Regions from separate parts of the Homo sapiens genome. Here region 1 is linked to region 2. The links are chromatin loops, found by intact Hi-C in ENCODE. Cell type or tissue: endothelial cell of umbilical vein. All regions are shown on one strand. Each heading gives the region's core, and the rest is flanking DNA. Links, peaks and the distances in the headings are about the cores only.

Evidence for each region. A loop is a pair of places that touch in the nucleus more often than their neighbours do. Peaks named below come from ENCODE experiments on the same cell type or tissue, not always from the same donor. Only the 100,000 strongest peaks of a DNase experiment are listed, where the experiment ranks them.
Region 1: it touches region 2 in a loop (2.6-fold over the local background); 3 of 110 quality-filtered maps call a loop at or near these places.

Annotation. Positions count from the first base shown.
Region 1 is chr6:84,421,154-84,424,084 of GRCh38, reverse strand. LINC01611 (long intergenic non-protein coding RNA 1611) reads left to right here. Exons shown (of 5, transcript NR_132100.1): 5 at 2,843-2,931. The region is part of intron 1 of LOC107986620 (a long non-coding RNA gene); the gene reads right to left. Among named protein-coding and RNA genes, the nearest start is that of LINC01611, 52 kb to the left of the region's middle. In endothelial cell of umbilical vein, for the core only: a CTCF peak has its summit at 1,534; a DNase peak (open chromatin) is centred at 1,454.
Region 2 is chr6:84,896,884-84,899,814 of GRCh38, reverse strand. No RefSeq gene overlaps it. Among named protein-coding and RNA genes, the nearest start is that of TBX18, 130 kb to the right of the region's middle. In endothelial cell of umbilical vein, for the core only: no CTCF peak of the experiment used is centred there; a DNase peak (open chromatin) is centred at 1,754; H3K27ac peaks cover 1,601 bases.

The DNA.
Region 1 (2,931 bases), core at 94-2,593, 480 kb after region 2:
TTATTCTTTCTTCATGAAGAGTAACGCTTTCTTAGGGTCAGGGGCATCAAAGTTTTTCCCAATATAGCTCTTGGTTTCCTTTTTAAACCCAAATATTTGTGTAGAAAAAATATAAAATGTCAACGTTTAAATAGTAAATTAGATTGACTCTTTCAGATTTGTTGAGTATATAAATCTGACATTAATGAGATATTAATGAATAGTTCTGGAAATTTGGCATCTCAAAATTAATCCAAGTAGATACAGTATCTGTTTATTCTAACTGGGATTTTAAAATCCTGACACTCTCCAACCCTCCCCCCACCCCCCCGACAAAAAAATGCTTGTCTATATAATCAATTTTATATTATGTAGGAGTATATTTATCTACGGTTTCTTTTTAAAAAACTTTTTAAAGTTAAGATTAAATTTTTTTACATTAAAATAAAACTTTCTTTAAAGATTTAAAGACAGTTGCTTGACAAAAATTTATGTACATATATCTCCTGGGCAATTTTATTTATAAGGACTTATTAGACAATTGTTTAGAAAAATTAAAAATAGTCTGTTCAATGAGTAATACGCAAAATTTTTTTAAATGATGATAGAGCCATGAATAATGAGATTTTCTAAGAGTATTTAATAATTTGGGAAAGTGCTCATGATATGATATTAAGTAAAATGAATAAGATAAAAAATGGTAGATATGGTTCATATGGGAGGATATTTTCTTCTTGGTAATGGAAGATGCTGATGGTTGACCAGACCACTGTCTTTAAGGCTCCATTTTAAAATGAATCATATGTATTTTTGTAGCTGTGAACCTTATCCTCTATGCTTCTTTCCCTTTGAAAATCGAGCACTCTCTTTTTTCCCTTTACACAGAGCAATATATCTGCCCAGTAAAACAATAAAAATGATGGAAATTATTTGGGTAATGGAGATTAATTTGCAGTTTATTCAAAGATTTTGCATCTTTCTTTAATGCTTTCAACAGGGCATAGTCCAGGGTGCTAAACTAAAACAAAGGTGCTAGCTTGAAATCTTCATTTATTTAAAATCTATTCACCTTCCTTCTTTTATCATGAAAAAATACAGTAACTCTGACTTCATTAATAACTAAATTACCTTGAATCTTTGGATTTTAAAATTGTATTATATGGCATAATTTATTAAAAGGTTAAAAGTGGATTTCTAGGAGTTTAGATATGAGCGGTTTTTTTAACCTAAAATATTTTCAGGAAAAAAAGTAATTCAAACTTTGAAATTATATGATAGTGCTATTATTCTTTTTATCCCAAACCTTCATTTCTATCAGCTGTATAAACATACTTGAGAGAGCTAAGTATACAAATGTCCAACCAATTTCTAATTACTTAGTTATTTTCATCATTGCTGACGGTCAGTGGGTTTTCAATGTAAATATTTTACATGTACAATGAGAAAGAGACACAAGAACGAAAGCTTGAGAGGGTTCATTCTCTGCTGCTTGCAATAGCGCGTGGAGGACGAGGGCGGGCAAATCTGGGCCTTAGAGCGCCACCCCATGGTAGACTGGGCGAAGGGCACTGCAGGGGTGTGCTCGGCCCTTTGGCCCAATATTCTCCGCTTTGTCCGCCTGAAGAGCTTCCTTCACTCGGCTTATTTAAAACATCAACAACTCTAAATAACTTACCTTCTCTGCACCAGTGGTTGAGTAATTGCTGAATTTAGGAATCCCTTTGAGTATTTCGTACTCTGACTTTTAGAAAAGGCTTCCCCACGCCTGCCTCCGCCCAACCCCAGGATAAAACACAAAATGTGTGGGGATCTGAGTAAATAAATAATCTCACAACAAGGAAAGTCTGTGAGCTTGTGAGCCTGGGCTACAAAATTCCCTCTCACAAAAAGTCTGGTTTAATTATCAGCTTCAACATCTACCATCAGCATTCATACTGTCTCTACGTTGTTACTTTGCAAAAGATCATAAGATTGGCTAAAATTGCCAAAACCAGTAAACAAGAATAAATGCAATTAAACTTTCTGGGGTGTTAAACCAGAATTTGCACGTGTGGGTCGTTATCAGCTTAGAAAATTAGAAAATAAGGAACAGTACAGAACAGGATTAGAAAATTAGGAACAAAAGCAAGGCACTGTGAAATGGCAATTAAATTCTTGCTTGACTTAAATACCTTTCTTTTATAACAGCTATACATCCCTTCCATTTTTATCCCAGTGATTTCTTTTATCTAAAGTAAAAAGAACATTACCTTTCTTGAGTTCATTCCAAAATTGTTTTTTAGGGTAACATGGAATAATACAATTGAAAATTCTGTGTGTCAGTTTCATACCACATTAGCGGAATAGAAATGTGTTAATAATGTTAACTCTTAAGGCTATTTGTTTGCATCAACTTTTAAAAATGTTTAAATTGTTGTTACCTGTTTCAATATTAGTAAGTTCTCAAGACTCCCACACACAATGGAAAAAAATTCATTTACAAATGTAACAAGCCCCAGTAGAGGCATTTCTTCAGGCAATTCCCAAGGAAAAGAATTGGGACAAGGAGTCAGATGCAGGGGCCCCATCTAGCATTTCCAGATCTACACACCCCCTTTCTGTCAAAAATCTTCCAGGTGACTTCACAAATGGCTTTTACAGGTATAATTGGGGTGAAAACCAGCAACATTAGGTGAGGAGATATAAATTCCGTAAAGAAAATAAAAAGTCAAACAGTGGAAAACTTCCCAGGAAAGCACTTGGAAAAGTGGATAGGAAGAGTAGTTACATGGCAGTTTTCTGCCCGTCCCACCCTCCCTTCTAACGACTTCTTTTATGTCAACAGAACTGCCACTTTACTTATCTCAGGATTTCTCTTTTTCAGGAATGGTGATGGTATGAAGAAAGTATTTTTAATGAGCAGAGCCATTGTTTGCTCTGCTCTGTCCTCACCCCTCAAGAGAATTTCCCTTA
Region 2 (2,931 bases), core at 198-2,697:
CGGCCAGGCTGGAGTGCAGTAGTGCAATCTCGGCTCACTGCAAGCTCCGCCTCCCGGGTTCACACCATTCTCCTGCCTCAGCCTCCTGAGTAGCTGGGACTACAGGCACCCGCCACCATGCCCGGCTAATTTTTTGGATTTTCAGTAGAGACGGGGTTTCACCGTGTTAGCCAGGATGGTCTCCATCTCCTGACCTGGTGATCCGCCTGCCTCCGCCTCCTAAAGTGCTGTGACTACTGCACTTTCATCAGAATGGCTAAACTAAGAAGACTGACCATGTTAAGTGCTGATAGGGTTGTGGAGGAACTGGAATTCTCATACACTGCTGCTGAGAATGCAAAATGGCACAATCATATTGGAAAATAGTTTGTCAGTTTCCTAAAAAATTAAATATATACCTATCACAGGAGCCAACCATTCTATTCCAGATATTTATCCAAGAGAAATGAAAGCAAATGTTCATGCAAAGACTTACACACAAATGTTCACAATAGCCTTATTTGTAATAGTCAAAACTGGTGCAACCCTAATGTCCATCAACAGACGAATGGAGTTAATGGATAAACAAATTGGCATGCAATAAATTACTATTTAATAATAAAAAGAAATGAACTACAGATAAATACAACATAGATGAATTTCAAAATAATTATGCAAAACAAAAAAATCCAGACTGAAAAAAGAGTATATACAGTTTTGTTTCATTTATTTAAAATTCTAGAAAATGTGAACTAATATATAGTGACAGAAATCCAATCAGCAGTTGCCTGGTGGAGGGAAGATGGGTGGGAAGAAGGAAATGTACTGGAGCAAGAGATCACTACTGGGAATGATGGATATGTTCACTATCTTGACGGTGGTGATAGTTCTATTAGCATATGCAAATGCTCAAACTTGTTAAATTGTACAGTTTATCATACATTGATTATACAGCAATAAAGTTCTTAAAAATGGGATCAATTGAGCAATGGTGGATAAAAGTGTATTTATGTTTAATTACACACAGAATAAGTGAATAAGTTCTGGTTATCATAAATATAACTTTAGAATGCTAAAATCCCTTTTACCCACATATTCAGCTTCTTATTACCTACCCATCAAAGAAAAACATGTGCACATGTGAATGAGATCATTTTCCCCATACTTTTATTTATAGTTGTATATTTAAAAAAATATATGGACCAGAAGGATAAATGACCTTCACGGTCATAGCTACTTTCTACTTGAACTAAGACTGGGACTCTGCTTGTCCTGAGCCCATGTTCCAGGAGGCTTTCCACACATAGTTCTGCTATCTCATATCGTAATTCTGAATTGGAATGTTGAAGAAGCCAAGGATCTGAGTAACGCAATTTAAATAATTTCCCATTAAATAAGTTGAAATTTTTTCAAAAATCTGTAGCTGTTGCAAGTCCTGCAACATCTGGGGAACTGACTTCTACAGAACAGTTTGTTCCCTAATGCTGATGAATAAATGGGACATCATTGCTCAACAGTTTATTTACAAATGAATCTATAGAAGCATAAAATTGAGAACTGTTCTCGATTAGTTATTTTTTCATGTTTACTCAGTCAAATATTAAATCTTCCAAAATATGAATCTCCTTTGGGAACAAATCTTCTGGTTTTGATAGTTTCCACTGTTGGAAAGTTTTTATTGATATTTGACCTATGCTTCTTCCTTTCCTTACTTTTATTCTACTTATCCTGTTTAGATCAAACCCCATCATTTCCTCCAAGTGCTTATGCATTTCAGCTATGCTATGACTCATCCTAGTCAACATTTAGTCAGGATCTCCACAGACAATACCTTAGCATTTTTATGGACCTTATTGTCTTTGCTGGAATAAATCTATCATAATGAGATACAATATCCCGGCCATAATTTCACTATACTTATCGAGAGAGGGGCAAACTAATTGTCCTTGTATCCCCCATGTTATTAAATGTAATATGTGAAGTCGAAATTCAAAAAATTTAAAAAACAAAAAGCAAAAACCCTTGGGTTTTTCCTTTCATGTTACATAGTACACTTCTGTCAATGTTTAGCACAGTAATTTCTCTGGTTTTTTTTTTTTTAATGCTTACTAGGAACTCACTATTGATAGATTTTATTTTTCAGATCACATTTAACTAAATAGGTAAGTTGCTGTATCTGTCAGTATTTACTATTTGTTACATTTAACGTCTTTTTTTACTCTTAATTTCCTCATCTGTTAATCGGAAAGAATTCCTAACTTGTAGAGATGTTGTTCACACAGTACAAGAGAGCAATACACCAAAGACTAGCACAATTTTCACATGAAGCAGGTGCTTAATAATCATTACTTCTCCCTGCCATCTTGCCATTTTTTCTCCCTACCAGAGCCTTTTACCATCTTAAATACTCCATGTGCCATCTAGGCTATGCCTCTGTTCTCTATGGCTGGTTGCTGATTGACACTATGGCTTTTTCATTAGCCTCTTCCCTTGATCAGGTCATCACTTCCTTTTGTTTACAGACCTACAGCCTTGTTTTTCAACCAAGTGCAGTTTCTCTGATCCAAACAGATTTAAATTCATCTGTCAGTAAAATCTCGGGAGACTATACCATGTCCTTTACTAAAATTCCAGTATAACATCTGCTGAATCTTAGAGTTCAAGCCAAAAGAAGTTATGAAGTTTGTATGGTTTAAGTTGTTCTTTGTAAACTCTGGCTGTATACTGCTAATGATTTGTGTTTTTAATTGATGTCTAATTTATTATTATACAATTCACTTCTTCTAGAACATAGACAGAAGTCTATTTTAACATAACATGGCCTTTTTCTAATTATAAAAGTAGTACTAGCTCATTATAGAAACTGAAAAATCAAGAGAAGTATAAAGAAAAAAGAAAAAAATGCCTGCAATCACATTGCAGAGATTACTCTGTTAACATTTTGGTGTATTT